Linked DNA regions of Homo sapiens: region 2 is linked to region 1. The links are chromatin loops, found by intact Hi-C in ENCODE. Cell type or tissue: Caco-2. All regions are shown on one strand. Links, peaks and the distances in the headings refer to the core of each region. The heading gives the core; the rest is flanking DNA. Region 1 holds the start of PKHD1 (PKHD1 ciliary IPT domain containing fibrocystin/polyductin). Region 2 has its middle 12 kb from the start of LINCMD1.

Region 1 (11,133 bases), core at 1-8,000:
TTTAACCTGCCTCAGAATCACCAGAAAGGCTTGATTAAGCACAGGTGGTTGCACCACATCCCCAGAGTTTCTGGTTCCGTAGGTCTGGGGCAGGCCCAAGAATCTACATTTCTAACCAGGTGCTGCTGGTGTGGGAAACACATCATCAGAAGCCCCATTTTAAGGAAAATTTTGACAAATTCTTCTTATCTTAGACATTCAAAAACCCTGCACTCATCAGGACAATTCTGAATTTCTACTTCCTTTGGAAAGAGCCTCAAGGACATATTTGGGTCCTAATCAAACCCATACTGTCTCTCTCTGCTCTCTTTCCCACTCTTTAATCAGGTGGCCATATTTCCCTGTAAAGATCATCAATCATTTCCAGTCCTGGAGAGAAAAAAGGACTTCCATTAGGTTGGTGCAAAAGCAATTGCTGTTTTGCATTCCTTTTAATGGCAAAACCGCGATTACTTTTGCACCAACCTAATAGAAGCTGTTCCTATTTCAATTCTCCTGCTCAATATACTGCTTAATATACTAGTTTTCCCTCATGATCAGAATGACTTCCCAAATGAATACAAAATTATCTAGATTCTTGCCTTGCCTGCTTAGAGAGGGGGTGAAGCATGGATCATTGCTGGAATTTCCTTTTGTTTAAAAAAAAAAAAGGCAGTATAGAATTTATATACTAGGCTAGATTGGATTCTCCTGTATAGATCACCAGCTAAGCATGGGCCTTAATCTATCCCTCCATCTTTGAAGATGTTCCTGGACAAGTCTTGATGAAGGAAAGGCCAAGTTAAGGAAGCCAGCAAAAATCATGCAGCTGCTCAGTGAGGTAATAAACAAGGAAAGTGTTACCGACAGAATTATTTATAGTTTCTTTAGAAGAAACTGTGTCTAGCCCAGGACTTCCCTGTACAGTTATTCTCATGATGCACTTCACATCTGAAGGTGGTGGGGAACCACGTCACATTAGCACAACCATTTATGGCAGCCCCAGCCAGACTAGACCATCTTCCAAAGATGATTAGATACTTCTATCTAAAGAAGCCCCAAAACAAAGGCCATAAAAAGATACAGAGGATAACCAAATTCGCAGAGAAAATTGAACAGATGATTTGAGATAATACAAGCAATCTAATGATTATGACAAGTTAATCTCTTTGGGAAAGTCCGACAGCAAAATCTAAAAAGAATTACATCACATAGCCCAAAAGGAATTATAAAAGAAAGGTTATAAGTTATTATTAAAAGCTCTGCACTACAACAATAATCTTCACTGACCATTAAAAATTGAAGTATATAGTCATAACATTTCAGTATATAACCTCAGCTGTTAAACAGAAAATAAAAACAATTATTCAACATATAATTTAAACCCAAAAGCAAATACCTTAACACCTGCTCTGAAAACAGTATTTTTAACTCAATTTTTTGATTGGCAAGTTAAAAATGCATATATTTATGGTATACAACCAAAATATTACTTTAAGTTTCAATAATAGTTCTCAAGGTAACCTATTGTGTTCTTACCTATAATTCCTTCAAAACACATTCTACTGACCTGCCAAAAGTAGTACTTCAATACTCATCAGAGAGATCAGCCAGGCAGTCATTCTGTCCACTTAAATCAATACTCTTAAGATTGCTCAGACATTAAAAGCATTTTCAGTTTTGATTGGAGCAGCATAGCTTTTGTGCTTTATAAAAACAAAAAAAGCAAAAAAAAATTATCATTTTGTTTACATACGATTATTTTGCTGTTCTGAAACCTGGGAAATTAAGGAGATGAGATAAACATGGCCTTAGTGTCTTCAAATGGAGCCACCATTTTTCCAAGCTCAGGAGAAAAGGATCATCTGAGAACCTTGCATAAAATCATCCCCACTCTGCCCTCCTTGTCCCACCAACTTATTTTAAGCTGGATAAATAATAACCTCTTTCATTAACTCATTATTGAACAGAAGCTGAGTTTTAAAAAGAATTCTAGAAATTAAAATTCTAGTTCGTGATAGGGTGAAGTCTGTTTTGCTTTGCCCTGTGCTGGCGTCCAGCTTTCCCTCGTGCTGCTCTCCAGTTTGAACCCTACACTGCAGCCACACGCCGTTCTCACCGTCACTCAGACAAGCCTTCCACACATCAGCCTCTGCCTTGGCCCCTGCTGGTCCCTTCCTGGATGCCCTCAACTCTCTCCGTGGCCTCAGGAGATCCTGGCGCACCTTCGTGGTGCTGCTCAGGAGCCCCTCCTCAGCTGATTCTTTCCTCCGCCATTCCAGTGCTCACCACCTTCCCCCTGAACCTCTAACTTCCGTGCTGTAGAGCCTAGACCAGATAATGTGGCACACATAGGCCTCTTCTTCCAGACGGCACGTTCCTTGAAGAGACCCAGGAACCAGTCTTCTATTTCCACAGCCTTCCTAGTGTGAAAGTGTGAAGGTCCCACACAGCGCTCAGTACATTGGAGTGGATGAAGACATATTTGAATACCCTAAATCTGGGTTTACCTAATCTGAGATGAACAGCTTTCACTCTCATGCCTGCTCTAAGGAAAGTGCTGAGCTGCTCTCCAGCACCTCATGGCAGAGGGCATCGACAAAATCCTCTTAAAAATAGTGCCTCTGAAATTTTCTGAAAGTTTGAAAATTACAGAATTAAACACCCACATGTACTACTAAATACACGTTTAATATATATTTAATTATGTTTATGTTTATTACATATAAATATATAAATATATTTAATATATATATACATACCTACATACACACACACACATACACACACACAAAGTGTGTGTGTATGTGTGTGTGTGTGGCAGGGTCTCATTCTGTCATTTGGGCTGGAGTGCAGTGGCATGATGTCAGTTCACTGCAACCTCCATCTCCCAGGTTCAAGTGATTCTTATGCCTCAGCCTCCTGAGTAGCTGGGATTACAGGTGTGCGCCACCACACCCGGCTAATTTTTGAATTTTTTGTAGAGACAGGTTTTCACCATGATAGCCAGACTGGTCTTGAACTCCTGGCCTCAAGTGATCTCCCTGCCTCAGCCTCCCAAAGTGCTGGGATTACAGGCATGAACCACCACACCTGGCCATTTAATTTATATTTTTAAGAAAACACTGAGATTAGCAGAAGTAGTTACATCATTTCTGAAAATATAAAAGCTACAATATACTCCCCCCCTCAAAAAAAAAATCTGCAAAAACTTTGCAATAAACTCACCTTACGGGCATGTTCTGATTGAGACAGCTGGAAATCTATAATCATTTCTATTTAATTCAACACTGCAAACATTTATTGTATGCCCACTACGTGCTAAGCACTATACTAAAAGTTGGGAAAACAAACAATCTATGTACCTGCCCCCGAGTCATTACCAGATAGGGTAAGTGTGGAGGCTACTTGGATTTAAGAAAGGAATTCTAGTATTTTCAAGTGGATTCAGCAAGTGTTCCTTTTCGTTGCAAAATTCCCAAACTTTTACGTCTATTTGAAATAGAATTCAACTTATAAATATACAACTTTCAGAATACATCTACCACATAGGGAAAAGTACCCAAGCGTATTTGCTGCTTAGTCCAAAAGCATGAGATCTGACTTGCTTGTTACACAGACAAAATATACTCAGCACAGGAGAGTCTATTTTCAATCTGGCTACGTGATTTTAACATTTCTTCTTAATGCCTACTCCCAAGCTCAGAACAATAGAAATAAACATTCGCACACTGGTTTTCTTAAAACCCTACATTTGGAACTGCATCTTTTTCATGTCAATTATAAATGTAATTTTTTATTAGTCTATCCACTAATTCTTCCTAAAAATAAACTCAGACTCTCTTTATTTCTCATAACTAAAATTTTTCAACCACAGAGGAGAGCTGTGTGCATTTATTTAGTCATGTTTTTGTTCTCCTCTCTCTCTCTCCTCTCTCTGCTCTCACTCCCTCTTCCCTTCTTCCTCCCTTCCCTCTCAGCTTCTCCTTTGGGACATCGAGGGACAAAGTTGCAAGGCACTACTATAGATCTCCCATTTCTTCCTTTTGTTCACCAGAACGTTAACAAGAGATACAACACCTAGAAAACAGAGAGCAGAGACTTTTCTGGATCAAACAGTACCTTTTTTTTCTGTTTCTGTCTCCTTGTGACTCAAGGGAGAAATGATCCTTTCTTTCTAAGTGATCTTATTTCTCTCTGTCAAGAATCCGTGGACATGTTATCTGGTTAGAGCTCAGCCTGCAGCCACCACGCAGGTAACTCACTCACGTTAGACTATAACTCACCTAACTCGTTTGTGTCCCAGCCAAATGTGTACCAGAGTAAAAGTTCAGACCTGACCATGGGTAAGTTTAATGATTAACATAAGCCACTCAGGCTTTTTCCTCAGGGCTTGTTAGTAATGACCAAAGGAAAAGTGTCTTACATTTTTCTCCACTTACTGCATGTGCCCCAGATAAGAATTTTAAGTAAAAGTCCACCCAGTGAGACAAACAGGCATTCAACATTGAAAGAATTTGCCAGCAAATCAGCGATTGAACAGAGGGCTCAAGAGAAAGGACCACTAGAGGGCAGATCCCCATTCATGAACAGTCTCTCACTCTTCATCCCGAAGAGTGACTCGTAAATACCAGGTTATGGGCTGTTATTCATATACCCACTGTAGGGGTATGGGTCTAAAGAAGTACAGAAGGGAAGTAACTTGGTCCAAGTCTTGCTGAGAAAGGGTTGATTGATTCTCTTCATTTTTCTACTCCTCATCCTCCCTCTTGACCTTGCTTTTTTAACCAAGAGGAGGTCCTTGACTTGTACTCATCACCCTCCAGTCGTACCCAGACCATGGGCCTCAGTCATCGGTTGAACTGGTGGGCCTAGGAAGGTCAACAACACCTTCTTACTTGGTCCATGTCTGACTTCTCTGTTCCTGTCCCACTGCCCATTCTGATTCACATCCCCCAATTCCTGATCATGTTTGTCTACGTCTGGCGATACCTGACCAGAAGACGTCCTTATCTTCTATCCTCTCCCTTTCCTTTGAGGGAGAAGTCATTTTGGTAAAATTTGATAGCCCTGAGTCTCCACCTTCAAGGACCAGCAGTAGACCTGGAGAAGCATCTCCAGCAAAACCAGATTAAAGCCATGGAAATACGACCACAACTCTGATGACAGTAGTAAAACTATCCTCTAGAAAGTGTGGAAGTTTACATCAACTCTGCTGTATATCACAGTTTGGCAACCCGTGACAAGCTGAAAAATTTTTGTAGCCCTGAAGCTAGTGGTGTAGAGAGAGGGTGCTTGGCCAGATTGGGGCAGGTAGGGGGTCAGTCACCCCACCACCCTGCCTGCCTGCTGAACCTCTCTCAGTTTCCACTCTGGATCTCTTCCATGCAGGTCAACAAGCATCATTTGAACCACATTTGTGTGCCTGGCATGTGGGTAATGGGAAGGAGGGGGAAGACTAGTTTGGGGGTAAAGGAGATTTCAACATTATTAGTAACTTTTATTTTTATAAAAATGATATGAATCACTTAGATAATTCAAAGTTATATTTTTAAAGAGTATGACACAGTTTCTGCCTTCAAACTGCTTACCATCTGGCAGAGGAGACAGAAATATAATCAGATTATTTTATTATATTGTAGAGTCTCCTGATAAGTTTCCTAAGACTTATGTTTTATTTCTTGTTATTTCAACAAGAGGTTTCCATAAATTAGCCCCACATCTATCCTTGGCTAAAAGGCCTATAATAAATATTTATAAGTATTTTTGGCAGCCTAGCTATCAAGGCCGCATCCTAAAATCACCCCAATTTTCTTATGAGGAGACAGCCACCTCTCTACTATGGACTAAAAGAATCCTAATGACACCCAGGACTTTGGTTTCTGTGCTCTGTGTTATAGGTATTTCGTGGTGGACAATCAAGCTCTATTGTAAAAGAAATAAAGGACAATGAATCATTTCTTGCCTTGAGGCCTAAAAGGAAATGTTGTAGAACTCTAGAGAAAGTGGCTATACCACATGAAGCTTTGGGGAGCCTCCAGTATTCCTGTCATTGGGATATGTCCATGGAATATAAGCCCCTTACACTCCAAAGCCTCTTTCACATAGAAATTCTAAAGCCTTGAGCTCAAGTCTCTGAAAATGCTTCTCAGGAGGCAGGCTGAGCACCATTTCTCTGCTATTCCAAGGAGGGTAGCCATGCCCACCACAGACATTGACAACACTCTACAAGAAGTAATTCCTATGAGTGCTTATAAAATTCTCAGCACAAAAATTGTTACTCAGGCCTATGATGCAAACTCAGGGAGGTCAGGAGAGAGGGTTAATCTCTGACCCCTTTCTCTTGGATTCTAACACTGCTCTGAATTCCTGGAAAACTGTGGGGGCCCATGAGAATGCACCTTGCAGATCTCCAATTACAAGAAGCATAAAAGATCAAGGGCCTAGTTTCTTTGCCATAAAATTCATCACTGCATTTGGACCAAGGCCACGCTTCTACATGCTGCTCCCAGCCAAGGACTGAGTGTGGAAGGATAGTAAGACAGGTCCATCCAGAGGAGACACAGGACTCCTCCAACAGCAACTTTGCCTTAAAGCCTGCCTGATGACCTTGCTGAACCTTCCTAGAGTATGTGGCAACCTAGGATGCTTCCACCCCCTCTCTTTCACTGTGGTCAGACTGGCAGCTTGCCCAGTGTTCTCCAGTTCCAACCCATCTTTTCTCACAGGCACCACCTTAATAAAATCCTTGCACGTTTCATCCTGTTTCAGCATCTGCTTCTCAGAGGACCCAGACTAACACAGGAACCCTGTGGTAGGAGAACACTATTGATAGGCACTTTGGACTTTGCATTAGTGGCCCCAGGAATGGTGTCAATTGTGAAGAGTCTTTAGAAGGGTTCACAGGCTATGGATATTAAACAAAGGAAGCCAGAATAGAAGAGGAAGGACAAAATGAGCATCATCTAAGAAACTCTGAAATTAGCATGCTGGATACCTTTCATTTAACCCTCCAGACCTACTCTCTACCCTTCTCCACCCTGCTGTGTGCCCTTGGAAGGTGACCTGTGTGGGCTGCACCAATGCACTTATTGCCCACAAGTGTTTCACAAATGGAGGCCACAACCAGGAACCCAGAGGAAGGGGCAGAGAGACAAGATGTGATAAGAGTATTTTCCCCCACTTCCATCCCTACTAGATCTCAGCTTCTGACAGAGGGGCCTTTCCATATAGCACCCTCACTCTCATTCTCTCACTCTCTCTGCAGGTTCTAGTGCCCCTCCTCTCTTTATTTCTTCAGGCCTAAGGGTGGTAACAGGTCCTACTGTTCCTAGCTTGCATACACTGCACCATCCCTTCTTGCTCTTCCTGAACCTTGGCCACACCTCTTAGAAATAATTTCTTTATTAATTTTTCAGTCTACACATGCCATCTCTCTAGGTCCTAATGAGACCCTAACTAGAATAGATAAGCTCTAAGAGATAGCTAAGTTCACACATGGGTCAATGTAGAGTTCAAAGCCATCAAAATGTGGGTGCAACTATAAATATGCCCCCATGTGTATGCATAGGCTGATGATGCCAGCCAACACTGAAGTTATACACATCGTTCCCAAACAGGATGGTATGGTTCTTTTTTTTTTTTTTTATACTTTAAGTTTTAGGGTACATGTGCACAATGTGCAGGTTAGTTACATATGTATACATGTGCCATGCTGGTGTGCTGCACCATTAACTCGTCATTTAGCATTAGGTATATCTCCTAATGCTATCCCACCCCCCTTCCCCCACCCCACAACAGGCCCCAGAGTGTGATGTTCCCCTTCCTGTGTCCATGTGTTCTCATTGTTCAATTCCCGCCTATAAGTGAGAACATGCGGTGTTTGGTTTTTTGTCCTTGCGATAGTTTACTGAGAATGATGATTTCCAATCTCATCCATGTCCCTACAAGGGACATGAACTCATCATTTTTTATGGCTGCATAGTATTCCATGGTGTATACGTGCCACATTTTCTTAATCCAGTCTATCATTGTTGGACATTTGGGTTGGTTCCAAGTCTTTGCTATTGTGAATAGTGCTGCAACAAACATACGTGTGCATATGTCTTTATACCAGCATGATTTATAGTCCTTTGGGTATATACCCAGTAATGGGATGGCTGGGTCAAATGGTATTTCTAGTTCTAGATGCCTGAGTAATCGCCACACTGACTTCCATAATGGTTGAACTAGTATACAGTCCCACCAACAGTGTAAAAGTGTTCCTATTTCTCCACATCCTCTCCAGCACCTGTTGTTTCCTGACTTTTTAATGATTGCCATTCTAACTGGTGTGAGATGGTATCTCATTGTGGTTTTGATTTCCATTTCTCTGATGGCCAGTGATGGTGAGCATTTTTTCATGTGTTTTTTGGCTGCATAAATGTCTTCTTTTGAGAAGTGTCTGTTCATATCCTTTGCCCACTTTTTGATGGGGTTGTTTGTTTTTTTCTTGTAAATTTGTTTGAGTTCATTGTAGATTCTGGATATTAGCCCTTTGTCAGATGAGTAGGTTGCAAAAACTTTCTCCCATTTTGTAGGTTGTCTGTTCACTCTGATGGTAGTTTCTTTTGCTGTACAGAAGCTCTTTAGTTTAATTAGACCCCATTTGTCAATTTTGGCTTTTGTTGCCATTGCTTTTGGTGTTTTAGACATGAAGTCCTTGCCCATGCCTATGTCCTGAATGGTAATGCCTAGGTTTTCTTCTAGGGTTTTTATGGTTTTAGGTCTAACGTTTAAGTCTTTAATCCATCTTAAATTAATTTTTGTATAAGGTGTAAGGAAGGGATCCAGTTTCAGCTTTCTACATATGGCTAGCCAGTTTTCCCAGCACCATTTATTAAATAGGGAATCCTTTCCCCATTGCTTGTTTTTCTCAGGTTTGTCAAAGATCAGATAGTTGTAGATATGCAGCATTATTTCTGAGGGCTCTGTTCTGTTCCATTGATCTATATCTCTGTTTTGGTAGCAGTACCATGCTGTTTTGGTTACTGTAGCCTTGTAGTATAGTTTGAAGTCAGGTAGGGTGATGCCTCCAGCTTTGTTCTTTTGGCTTAGGATTGACTTGGTGATGCGGGCTCTTTTTTGTTTCCATGTGAACTTTAAAGTAGTTTTTTCCAATTCTGTGAAGAACGTCATTGGTAGCTTGATATGGGTAGGCATTGAATCTATAAATTACCTTGGGCAGTATGGCCATTTTCACGATATTGATTCTTCCTACCCATGAGCATGGAATGTTCTTCCATTTCTTTGTATCCTCTTTTATTTCATTGAGCAGTGGTTTGTAGTTCTCCTTGAAGAGGTCCTTCACGTCCCTTGTAAGTTGGATTCCTAAGTATTTTATTCCCTTTGAAGCAATTGTGAATGGGAGTTCAGTCATGATTTGGCTCTCTGTTTGTCTGTTATTGGTGTATAAGAATGCTCGTGATTTTTCTACATTGATTTTGTATCCTGAGACTTTGCTGAAGTTGCTTATCAGCTTAAGGAGATTTTGGGCTGAGACAATGGGGTTTTCTAGATATACTATCATGTCATCTGCAAACAGGGACAATTTGACTTCCTCTTTTCCTAATTGAATACACTTTATTTCCTTCTCCTGCCTAATTGCCCTGGCCAGAACTTCCAACACTATGTTGAATAGGAGTGGTGAGAGAGGGCATCCCTGTCTTGTGCTAGTTTTCAAAGGGAATGCTTCCAGTTTTTGCCCATTCAGTATGATATTGTCTGTGGGTTTGTCATAGATAGCTCTTATTATTCTGAGATACGTACCATCAATACCTAATTTATTGAGAGTTTTTAGCATGAAGGGTTGTTGAATTTTGTCAAAGGCCTTTTCTGCATCTATTGAGATAATCATATGGTTTTTTTCTTTGATTCTGTTTATATGCTGGATTACATTTATTGATTTGCATATATTGAACCAGCCTTGCATCCCAGGGATGAAGCCCACTTGATCATGGTGGATAAGCTTTTTGATGTGCTGCTGGATTCAGTTTGCCAGTATTTTATTGAGGATTTTTGCATCAATGTTCATCAAGGATATCGGTCTAAAATTCTCTTTTTTGGTTGTGTCTCTGCCAGGCTTTGGTATCAGGATGATGCTGGCCTCATAAAATGAGTTAGGGAGGATTCCCTCTTTTTCTATTGATTGGAATAGTTTCAGATGGAATGGTACCAGTTCCTCCTTGTACCTCTGGTAGAATTCGGCTGTGAATCCATCTGGTCCTGGACTCTTTTTGGTTGGTAAGCTATTGATTATTGCCACAATTTCAGAGCCTGTTATTGGTCTATTCAGAGATTCAACTTCTTCCTGGATTAGTCTTGGGAGGGTGTATGTGTCGAGGAATGTATCCATTTCTTCTAGATTTTCTAGTTTATTTACGTAGAGGTGTTTGTAGTATTCTCTGATGGAAGTTTGTATTTCTGTGGGATCGGCGGTGATATCCCCTTTATCATTTTTTATTGCATCTATTTGATTCTTCTCCCTTTTCTTCTTTATTAATCTTGCTAGCAGTCTATCAATTTTGTTGATCCTTTCAAAAAACCAGCTCCTGGATTCATTAATTTTTTGAAGGGTTTTTTGTGTCTCTATTTCCTTCAGTTCTGCTCTGATTTTAGTTATTTCTTGCCTTCTGCTAGCTTTTGAATGTGTTTGCTCTTGCTTTTCTAGTTATTTTAATTGTGATATTAGGGTGTCAATTTTGGATCTTTCCTGCTTTCTCTTGAGGGCATTTAGTGCTATAAATTTCCCTCTACACACTGCTTTGAATGTGTCCCAGAGATTCTGGTATGTTGTGTCTTTGTTCTCGTTGGTTTCAAAGAACATCTTTATTTCTGCCTTCATTTCGTTATGTACCCAGTAGTCATTCAGGAGCAGGTTGTTCAGTTTCCATGTAGTTGAGTGGTTTTTGAGTGAGTTTTTTGATCCTGAGTTCTAGTTTGATTGCACTGTGGTCTGAGAGACAGTTTGTTATCATTTCTGTTCTTTTACATTTGCTGAGGAGAGCTTTACTTCCAACTATGTGGTCAATTTTGGAATAGTTGTGGTGTGGTGCTGAAAAAAATGTTTATTCTGTTGATTTGGGGTGGAGAGTTCTGTAGATGTCTATTAGGTCT
Region 2 (10,862 bases), core at 776-8,775, 75 kb after region 1:
TGTGTAGAGCACCCTATTTCCACGGAACTCACCCAGCATGTGTTGGTCATCATTTATGCCACTCCTACTTCCCCCAAAGAACACAGACTGTAGACACTTGGTATTACAGTTTTGACTCTTCATCAGTGACTCCAAAAGCCCATGACGTAGTCATTTATAATTTAACTAAAACAGAAATCTGTGCTCCCTCTGAGGCTGTTGTGTAGAAGTGAGTCATTTAGGAAGTGAGTGAGTCCCAACACGCTGCCCTGCATCTGCCTCTCAGCTTTAAGGTTCTCATTTCATTCACCATTTCATTTAATCCTGATAAAAACCTAGCAGATGGCTGTCTTTATCTCCATGTTGAAGATGATGAGCTGGCAAAATCAAATGCTACAATCAGGTACTTGAGATTTAGATAGTCTCAAAGATTTTAGAGCTCTTAATAACAGAGAGTCAGAGTATGGTCTGAAATAAGTACATGAGAGAAGAACCCAGAACTTGGGAAAAGATGGTCACTGCTGTCAGGCATTAAACCTAGCCATGAGCTTCCTGGCAGCCAAGGCAAGGAGGAAATACAAAAATGTTCAACCAACTAAGTAGCTTACCATTTCAGTCTTTATGATATTGCTTACTGAATCATCTATATTTGGTTGGTTGTTAGATAGAGACATGCTGAAAAACACTTCTTCAAAGAGTCAGGGCCCATCAGAGTTTGAGCTTTTGTCTCATGGGTCAGTTCCCTCACTGGAATCCAAGTGACAAAACTCACCATTCACCTCATACTAACATATCAGTGCTACTAAAACATGTGTTGTCATCAGTGAAATTATTTACTTCAAAGGTTTATCAAAAAGGGACTACTTCTTAGGGTTGTTTTTATTTTTAAAAAAATTACAAAATGGTGCTAAATGTACCCCAAAAAAATGCCTCAATGGATGGCCAAGAAAAGAAACAAGAGAATGCACTAGTAGCCAGCAGGCCAAATGATCATAAAAATTTCCAAGGACCATATTCTTCTTATTAATATGTTTTTCTTATAAATGTATTTGTTATAAATATAATAATAAAACAAGAATATTGAATGAACATAAATGGTAATCTAAAACTACCAAGAGCCCTCTACAGGTGAAAGCTACCAAAACAGAGTTAATACTCACTTTAAAGATTGTCCAGAAAATAGAAAAAGAGAAAACGCTACCCAATCCATTTTAGGAGACTAGTGTAATCTTCATTCTGAAACCATTTACAAACTATACAAACAAGAAGATTTTTCTCTCATTCGTAGTTTTGAATATGAATGTGATCACCCTGGGTAGAATACTTGCTGATCAAATCCAAAGAGTAATAGATAATAACATATCATGATCAAGAAGACTTCCTCCCTCAAGAAATACAATAGTTCATTTTTAAAATCTGTTAATCTACCACACCAATAGATTAAAAGAGCAAAATCATCTCATTATTTCAATAGGTGCAGAAAAGGCATCTGATAAATTTCATCAACTATTTATAACTTTTAAAACAACTCTTAACAAACTAAGTTGATATTTCAAGTTGGTAAAAGTTATACACCAGAAATTAGGAGCAAACAACACTTCATAGAGAAACTTTGATGCATTTTCTTTAAGATCAGGAACAACGTAAATAATCCCCCCCAACACACACACACCCACTACTGTTTCAAACATGGAATTAGAAGTCTCAAACAGTATTGGGTAGGGGAGAAAAGGAGAAAAGAGGTTTAAACATTGGAAAGGAAGATATAAAACTACCATTGTTTGTAGATGGTATGATTATCCCACAAATAAATACCAACAGAATCAACAGATAATCTATTAGAAAATAAAAAAATCAAAAAGAGAATTCAGCACAGTGGATGGATACAAGATTGGGCATTAAAAAAAGCAATAGCATTTCTTTAACATCAGCAATAACCAACTGCAAAATACGTTTTGAAAATTAGATACCATTTGGAGTTGTACCAAAACTATGCAGTATTTTAATTGAGAAGTTCTCTTTAAAGAAAACTTTTAAACCCAATAAGGGACACAGAGAATGATCTGAATACATGGAGAGGCATTCTTTGGACTGGATGGTTGATATCATATAGCAGACAATTCTTCCCATTAACCTGTATATTTAATGTAATCCCAAATGAAATTATATTTGAGTTACTTTTTTTAACAGACCAATTACATTTAGTCAGAAATTAATGAAATAATAAATGTCAAAAGCTGGTTAAGTCAACCTATAAAACAAGATAGGTATCTTGCCCTAATAGATACTAAAACCTACAATAAAACCATAGTTTAGTGCAGTATTAATACAAAACAGAACAATAATGAAAAATATTAGACAGACTAGGGACAGTTCCATATACACAGAAAAACTTAACATAAGATTTTTTAATAGTCCCATAAATCAATGCAGAAAAAAATGCAGTATTATGAAGATGGTGTAGAGAAAATTGGCTCATTTTATGGAAAGCAATGAAACCAGATTTCCATCTAACATCACATACAAAGGTAAACTCCAGGTGGAGTACAGTTAAATGTGAAAAGTAAAGCTTTAAAGTTAATAGAAGAAAATGTAAAAGGACACCCTTGATGCCTAGTGAAGAAGCACTTTTTAAAATCTCCAACCATGAAACAAAAATACGGATGAGTTTTATTATATCAAAATTATGAATTTCTGTTCAATAAGGAATACCCATGCAAACACCAACAAATAGACTATTGATTCAGAGATCTTTTCAAAGTATAAAACAGGTACTGTAAGTCTAAACAACTAATATTTATAATATACAAGTAAATCCCACCAATAAAATGAAGAAATCCAAAAAGCTAACAAGCCTAAAAAGAAATGTTCAAAGTTAGTTATAATCAGAGAAATACTGATGAAAACAACAGTGAGATATAACTTGACTAGTAGATTTGCATAACATCTAGAGCTGGCTATAAGAACTATCACGTACTTCTGGAGGGAAGAAAGACCGAAGAGAGCTCTGACACATCTCCCTAGAGTAGATATGACCAGACTTTGTGACTCAGAATTTCTACTCCCATGTATATAGCTTAAGTAAGTTCCTATCGAGACCATAAGTGGCATGTACAAGGATATTTATTTGTAGTAGAAGCAGAGGGGGAGTTGGCAGCAAACTGAAATCCATCCCTGAAAGAGGGGCTGGCTGAAATGCACAGCATACACACCATGGGGTCAGAAACAATGGTCAAGGTGTTCATGGAGCAACTTGGATTGCCCTTATAGCAATATCATTTGGGTAAGTTTAAAAACATCAGAGGATGTATGGAAACGCCTGGATGTCCAGGCAGAAGTCTGCTACAGGGGCAAAGCCCTCATGGAGAGCCTCTACTAGGGCAATGAAGAGGGGAAATGTGGGATTGGATCCCCCACACAGAGTCCCCACTGGGGCACTGCCTAGTGGAGCTGTGAGAAGAGGGTAACTGTCCTCTGGATGCCAGAATGGTAGATCCACTGACAGCTTGCACCATGCACCTGGAAAAGCTGCAGACACTCAATGCCAGCCTGGGAAATTAGCCACGGAGCCTGTACCCTGCAAAGCCATAGGGGTGAAACTGCCCAAGGCCTCGGGAGCCCACCCCTTGGATCAGTGTGACCTGGATGTGAGACTTGGAGTCAAAGGAGATTATTTTGGAGCTTTAAGATTTAATGACTGCCCTGATGGCTTTTGGACTTGCATAGGGCCTGTAGCCCCTTTGTTTTGGCCAATTTTTCCCATTTGGGATGGGAGCATTTAGCCAATGCCTATAACCCCATTTTATAACACCTTGGAAGTAACTAACTTGCTTTTGATTTTACAGACTCATAGGTGGAAGGGACTTCCCTTGTCTCAAATGAGACTTTGGACTCGGACTTTTAGGTTAATGCTGGAATTAGTTAAGATTTTGGGCAACTATTGGGAAGGCAAGATTGATTTTGAAATGTGAGAAAGACATGAGATTAGGGAGGGGCTGGGGCAGAATGATATGGTTTAGCTCTGCGTCCCCACCCAAATCTGATCTCGAATTGTAATCCCTGCATGTTGAGGGAGGGATCTGGTGGGAGGTGATTGGATTATGAGGGCAGTTTCCCCCATGCTGTTCTTGTGATAGTGAGTTCTCAAGAGATCCGATGGTTTAAAGGTGTAGCACTTCCCCCTTCATTCTCTCTTTCTCTCCTGCTGCCACGTAAGACATGCCTTACTTCCCCCTTACCCTTCTGCTGTGACTCTGAGTTTCCTGAGGTCTCCCTAACCTTGAGGAACTATGAGTCAATCAAACCTCTTTTCTTTATAAATTACTCAGTCTCAGGTAGTTCTTTATAGCAGTGTGAAAATTGACTAATCCACTTTCCTTTTAGGTACTTTCCATAGACAAAGGTCTTCACAATATTTTAAGCAAATTATAAATGCATATTATGAATATGCCATAGAAACAACTGTATTTCAAACTGTAAGGCTGGAGGCATTTAAATAAAATGGAGTTTGTACTGCTTCTCTCCTGAATATCAGTGGAACACTGTCTTAGTGACTCTCTCCACCTACTGTTGCTTAAGCATATTCTGTCCACCTGGTGTTTCTGACAGTCCCACAAAGAGTTTGGCCCTATTGTTTCTAGATTCTCTTTCAGCCATTACAATGTTTGTGGAACCAAAACCTTAGTTAGAAGACTGTCATGCAAAAGAAGTGAAGGAGGTTGTATTGATTGGATTTTCAACTGCACCAGCCAAACACCTACTTCCTTCTCATCCTTCTCTCATGTATGTTGAACCTCTAGCTCATCATAAGGCCAGGCTTTAAGAACAATGATCCTGTCCAATCCCATCATTTTATATAAGAGAAAATGGGACCCAGAGAAGGGGAATATGACCAAGGCCAGACTAACGTAAGTCTCTCTTGAAACAAGAAAGTATTATTAACTAGGTAGCATTAGAGCTAAAACTCAAAACCAAATCTCCCACTTCTAGTTTATTCTCCTTGTTGGCCATCTTAGCTTAGTTGTTCATTGTAAAGCAGTGGTTAAGAGCACAGGCACAGGAATCAGATCTCTTGGAGTTACAATTCTGACTCTACCATTTATCAGTGGTGTGATCTGTGCAAGTTACTCAACCTGTCAATGCCTCAATGGTATAAAAAGAAGATAATAATGATATCCACTTCATAGAAGTTTCATAAATACTAAATAAGATAATCCATGTGAAGCACTTACAACAGATCCTGGGCTTTAGTACAGTTTCAATAAATATTGGTTATTATTGTTATTACCTGAAGAAAGATGACCTAAGGCATTAGTTTATTATAAATCCTAGTTCTGTCAAGAAACTTAATCATATGAATCTTAATTTGATCATATGCTAGAGGCAAACACAGTCGGAATCCATTTTGCCAAATATCAAGAGAACATTACTGTTCAATGCAGAAGATTTCTGCCATTCCTCAAATTTGCCACCAGATGACAGCAGTTGATAATAGGAAAGACAGCTCAGGTATGACTTGACTAATGCTTCCTCCTTTAAAATAAAAGCACCCTTTACAACCTTTGTAAAGCCCTCTTAAAGAGTCAATTTCCTTTCCTCACTATAACTCCGTAGGGGAGAAAAAGTAATATTCTTTTCTCAGTCCCACAAGGGTCATGGCTGACATCCCTATAAAAAAAGACACATTAAAAAAAGAAATGTATAACAAATTTAACAAAGTTTTACATGAGTCTTAAGAAATGAAGACCCAAAGACCCAGGGAAAATTGTGGATGTTTATGTTAAGTCTGATGAAAGAACTGGATGGTTGTGGAGAAATGTGATTGGACAAAAAGGAGTAGGATGTAATGGTAATAAACAAGGGGAGCTCAACAAGGCCTGTTTGTTCATATTCTTTTCTGTCTCTGTAGGACATTCATTCCCTGCAGATACAGGGCAGGACACCTGTCGCATAAGGACCAACTAATAAACAGATCTTTAGTTCTATCAAACAGCACCCAAGAACCAGTGTTCTCTCTCTGAAGTCCCCAGGTCTGAGAATGATCCAGGGATTGCATCACCATTGCATCACATAATTCATGTTTAATGCATGTGTTGGCATATGTTGTCTTTTCTACTGTCTTATGAATGATTTTTATGTTATTGTATGCCGAAATGATAGCATTTTAGATAAATTTGGTTAAATAAGATATATTGTTAAAATTAATTTCACCTGTTTCTTTTCACTTTTTTAAAAATTTGAAATAATATATATGTCTCTCATTATATCTCTATTACTTAGTGCTGTTCTAAAGGAACTACATTCAGAGAGTCACCTTATCAGGAAAGAGCCTGAAACAGAAGATTTGGCCCCTCACATACACTCCTTGGTGCTATGCCTTTGTGCTTTGAATACATAAGTTGCTTGAGCTTGAACTAGAACAAGACACAAAAATTGGCTCAAGATTTCTTAGCTCAAAGGTGAAATCCATGTGCAGCAGATAAAAGATAACTGGCTAGGGAGTAGGATAGCAGGAAGCTCACCCGGTCATAAACTAACTTAGCCTTGACTAAGTTGTTTAATTTCCTTACACCTGCTTCCTCACCCAGGGTGGGCTAAGATACTTCCTAAGATGCATTGATATTGTAAGTTTCATGATTAAACCAAGCTACCAGGGTCCATTCTCTTCCAGGTTATTGAAAAGTCAGTCCATGCTCACAGATTCAGCAAGACAAAATCAAGGCTTTGCCCTTTGTGACAAGGAGGAAGAGGGTGGACAGACTGTGGGAGGACCAGCACAGAGCCTTCACTCTCTGGGAGAGACAAGTTCTGCACACTAACTCATCATCTACAGCCGATCCACTTGGTTGTTCACACACACCCTCCCCACCCACATCCCATTATCTGACCAAGCACAGATATGGACCTGGCCTCCAGCCAATACCCACTGAAAAGATGACACTAATCTCAAGAGCACTTCTTCAACCACTGAGCAAATAGTGTGCATACACTGTTCACAAGGCACAAGATTGATGCTGGGGAGAGCATGGGAGCAAGATTGAAATATTGCCTACCTTCAGGGAGCCTAAATTCCAGCAGGAGAAGAGACATGTAAGAAAGGGCTGGACAGATAATTACTTAGTGTGGTACAAAGTAGGAAGAAGAAACACCGAGTGTGAAGAGAGCTTAGAATAGGGTCACCCATGCTGTCTGGATAGTGTTTCTGACATGCATGGTAAGCCAATGTGGTTGAGTAGTGAAGAAATTGGAATCCACGTGCAGATGGTTGGGTTCAAAGTCCAAATGTGCAGCCTGCTAGTGATGAGATTTTGGCCACACTGTTTTAGGCATTCTACTCTTTGTTCTTCTCACCTGAAATATAGGGATGATACTAATAGTATCTACCTCCAAGGTAGTTGGAAAAAGTTAGTGGGTCAATACAGAACACCAATGGGTCAGTTAGAAAATGCCTGGCAAGTAGTAACACTACTTCCCAAAGGTTTGTTAATTATCACTGGAGATTCCAATGGAGTTTGGAGATTCTCAGATATCCATTCATAGTTAAGCCCATTTTAGAGACTTTCTTTAGTCACAGCTAATAGAAGATTCTACTGGGGACCTGAGCCAGTCTCCCAAGTACAGGGTCCTCCCCTTACAAATGTTAGCCTCCCTCCAGGTAGTCCCAGGTGTCAGCAGAGAAGCAATTCCTTCCATACGTTTCCAGACCCAGAAAAATTGCTGATAATTCACAGAAGAGGAATAACCAAGAGCTAATAAACAAGAAAAATTGCCCAACTAACCAGCCTCCAAAGAACTGCAAATTAAACAGCTAAACACAATTCGCTGTGTATCAATTAATGAGATTTTTGCCTTTATTGATGTCAATGTTGTTTTTTTCTAATTTCAATTGGCTTTTATAATTCTATTTTTATTTTTTATATTTTAGAGACAAAGTCTTGCTCTGTCATCCAGGCTGGAGTGCAGTGGTGTGATCAAAACTCACCCCTGGGTTCAAGGGATCCTTCCGCCTCAGCCCCCTGAGTAGCTAGACTACAGGTGCACACCACCACACCCAGCTAAATTTTTTATTTTTTTGTAGAAATGGGGTCTCTCTATATTGCCCATGCTGGTCTTGAACTCCTGACCTCAAGCAAACCTCCCAGCTCAGCTTCCCAAAGCACTGGGATTATAGGCATAAGCCACTGTGCCCAGCTTCATTTAGATTGATTTTAATAATAACAATGCCAGGAAGGGTTCAATGAAACAGATAGTTATCATTCCTTTCCTTCAATAATTAAATAATACGTATACTAGAAACTGTGCTGTCTTTGTCAGCTAGTAGGAGTATAAATTAGAAACCAGGTGTTCAGAAAGCAATGTGACAATATGTAACACAGCTCCCAAAAATGTTCATACCCTATACATTTCACTTTTAGGGATTTTGTTTGTTTGTCTGTTTGTTTGTTGTTTTGAGACAGAAATCTCACTGTTGCCCAGGCTGGAGTGCAGTGGCGCATCTTGGGTCACTGCAACCTCCACCTCCCAGATTCAAGCAATTCTCCTGCCTCAGCCTCCCGAGTAGCTGGGACTACAGGCACCTGCCACCATGCCTGGCTAATTTTTGTATTTTTAGTAGAGACGAGGTTTCACCATATTGGCCAGACTAGGGTCCTAAGAAAATAATCCAAAGTGGAGACAAAGATTTATGCACAGAGATGTTTATTACAGTATCATAGTAGAATACTAGAAATAGTCTAATTACTCAATAATATGAAAATGTTAAACAAGTTATGGTGCAGACACACAAAGTTATTTTAGGTATCCATTAAAGATTTTTACAAAGATTTTTAACAGTATATGGAAATATATATCCCATAATTTAAAATTTTAAAAATGTCAGGCATAAAATTGCATATCCAGACTATCTCAACCACTTAAGACAATTAGACATAAAAAGAGGGAAATACACCAGAAAATTAGTAGCATTTATCTTGAGGTGATAAGTTATAGGTGGATTTTACTATTATATGAATATTTTTCTACAGGTTCCACTTTTTCAAAATGTGCATAGAAGCGTTGCTTGCTTTCGTGTTACTCCGAGCCAATGGCAATAAGCATGGGCATGTGACTGCAGATGTCCAGGACTGCAACTGGAGCTGAATTTGGAAGAGTAGCTTCAGATCCTGGGGTCTCTAGTCAAGGCTACAAGCCCAGGATTTAAGAATAGCAAAGACTGTTCTCTGAACACACGATAAAGGAGGAAGATTTCTCTCCTTTGTCCTTTTGACACTCCGTTCTACACCCTTTTGTCATTCTACCCTTTCCCCACTGCTTCCTCTCCTCAATTTCTGGGTGCTCTTAGAGTCACAAGAAAGACTTATCAAGTAACCCACACCACCATGTGCACAATTTCACATCACTCTAATTTTTCTTTCTTTCCTTTTTTTTTTTTTTTTTTTTAGACAGGGTCTCTCTCGGTTGCCCAGGCCAGAGTGCAGTGACACTGTCTCAGCTCACTGCAACCTCTGTCTTCCAGGCTCAAGTGAGCCTCCCACCTCAGCCTCCGGAGTAGTTGAGACTACAGGTGCACACCACCATGTCTAGCTAATTTGGGGAGTTTTTTTGTTTTTTGTTTTTTCTTTGTAGAGGCAGGGTCTCACCATGTTGCCCAGGCTGTACTTTCATATTAATAAAAAGACAGTTTCAGGAAATGGCAAAGCTTGTCTGTAGGCAAAGAAATGTACCTTGGACAATGTCCTTTCTAGCACTATAGGACTGCCTGGTGAGAAAAATATGACAATCTGACTATGTTTTGAAGATACTGTGGACCTAGCCCCTCCTAAGTGCAAATACAGCCTGGACTTTGGCAGCTGAAGTTTTAAACCTTCTATTTCAGAACAGAGAACCCAGAAATAAAGCTGCACACCTACAGCCATCTGATCTTCAACAAAGTTGACAAAAATAAGAATGGGAAAAGGACTTCCTATTCAATAAATCGTGGTGGTGTAACTGGCTAGCCATATGTAGAATAATAATACTGAACCCCTATCTTTCACCATATACAAAAATTAACTCAAGATGGATTAAAGATTTAAATTTGAGACCTTAAACTATAAGAATCCTAGAAGAAAACCTAGGAAATACCATTCTAAACATCAACCTTGGGAAATAACTTATGACTAAGTCCTCAAAAGTGTTGAAACAAAAACAAGGATTAACAAGTGGGATCTAATCAAACAGAAGGGTTTCTGCATAGCAAAAGAAAACTATCAACAGAGGAAAGAGACAACTTAGAACAGGAGAAAGTATTGTAAACTATGCATCTGACCAAGTTCCAATATCCAGATTCTGTAAGAAACTTAAATCAATAAGCAAAAAGCAAATAACCCCATTAAGAGGTGGGCAAAAGACATGAACAGACATTTCTCAAAATAAAACATACAAATGGCCAATAAACATATGAAAAAAATCTCAGCATCACTAATCATCAGAGAAATGCAAATCAAAACCACAATGAGATACCACCTTACAACAGTCAGAATGGCTATTATTAATATTAAAAAGTCAAAAACAACAGATGCTGGCAAGGCTTCAGAGAAAAGAAAATGCTTATACATTGTTGGTGGGAATGTAAATTAGTTCAGCCACTGTGGAAAGCAGTTTTGAGATTTTTCAAATAACTTAAAACAGAACTACCATTCAACCCAGCAATCCCATTACTAGGTATATACCCGAAGGAAAATACATCATTCTACCAAAAAGGTACATGTACTCATATGTTTATTGCAGCACTATTCACAATAGCAAAGACATAGAATCAACCTAGGTGCCCATCAACAGTGGATTGGATAAAGAAAATGTGGTACATATACACTATGGAATACTACGCAGCCATGAAAAAGAAC

The links. Hi-C counts contacts between places; a loop is a spot of excess contacts. Peaks named below come from ENCODE experiments on the same cell type or tissue, not always from the same donor. Only the 100,000 strongest peaks of a DNase experiment are listed, where the experiment ranks them.
Region 2: a loop joins it to region 1, with 4 times the contacts of the local background. A loop is called at or near these places in 4 of 110 quality-filtered maps.

Annotation. Positions count from the first base shown.
Region 1 is chr6:52,083,333-52,094,465 of GRCh38, forward strand. It overlaps PKHD1 (PKHD1 ciliary IPT domain containing fibrocystin/polyductin), which reads right to left and starts at 4,281. Exons shown (of 67, transcript NM_138694.4): 1 at 4,102-4,281; 2 at 1,550-1,685. The coding sequence starts at 1,601. In Caco-2, for the core only: CTCF peaks have their summits at 4,516 (motif pointing right) and 4,718; a DNase peak (open chromatin) is centred at 4,279; H3K4me3 peaks cover 1,056 bases.
Region 2 is chr6:52,157,673-52,168,534 of GRCh38, forward strand. No RefSeq gene overlaps it. Among named protein-coding and RNA genes, the nearest start is that of LINCMD1, 12 kb to the left of the region's middle. RefSeq lists silencers at 5,442-5,531, 6,756-6,956. In Caco-2, for the core only: a CTCF peak has its summit at 5,478 (motif pointing right); no DNase peak of the experiment used is centred there.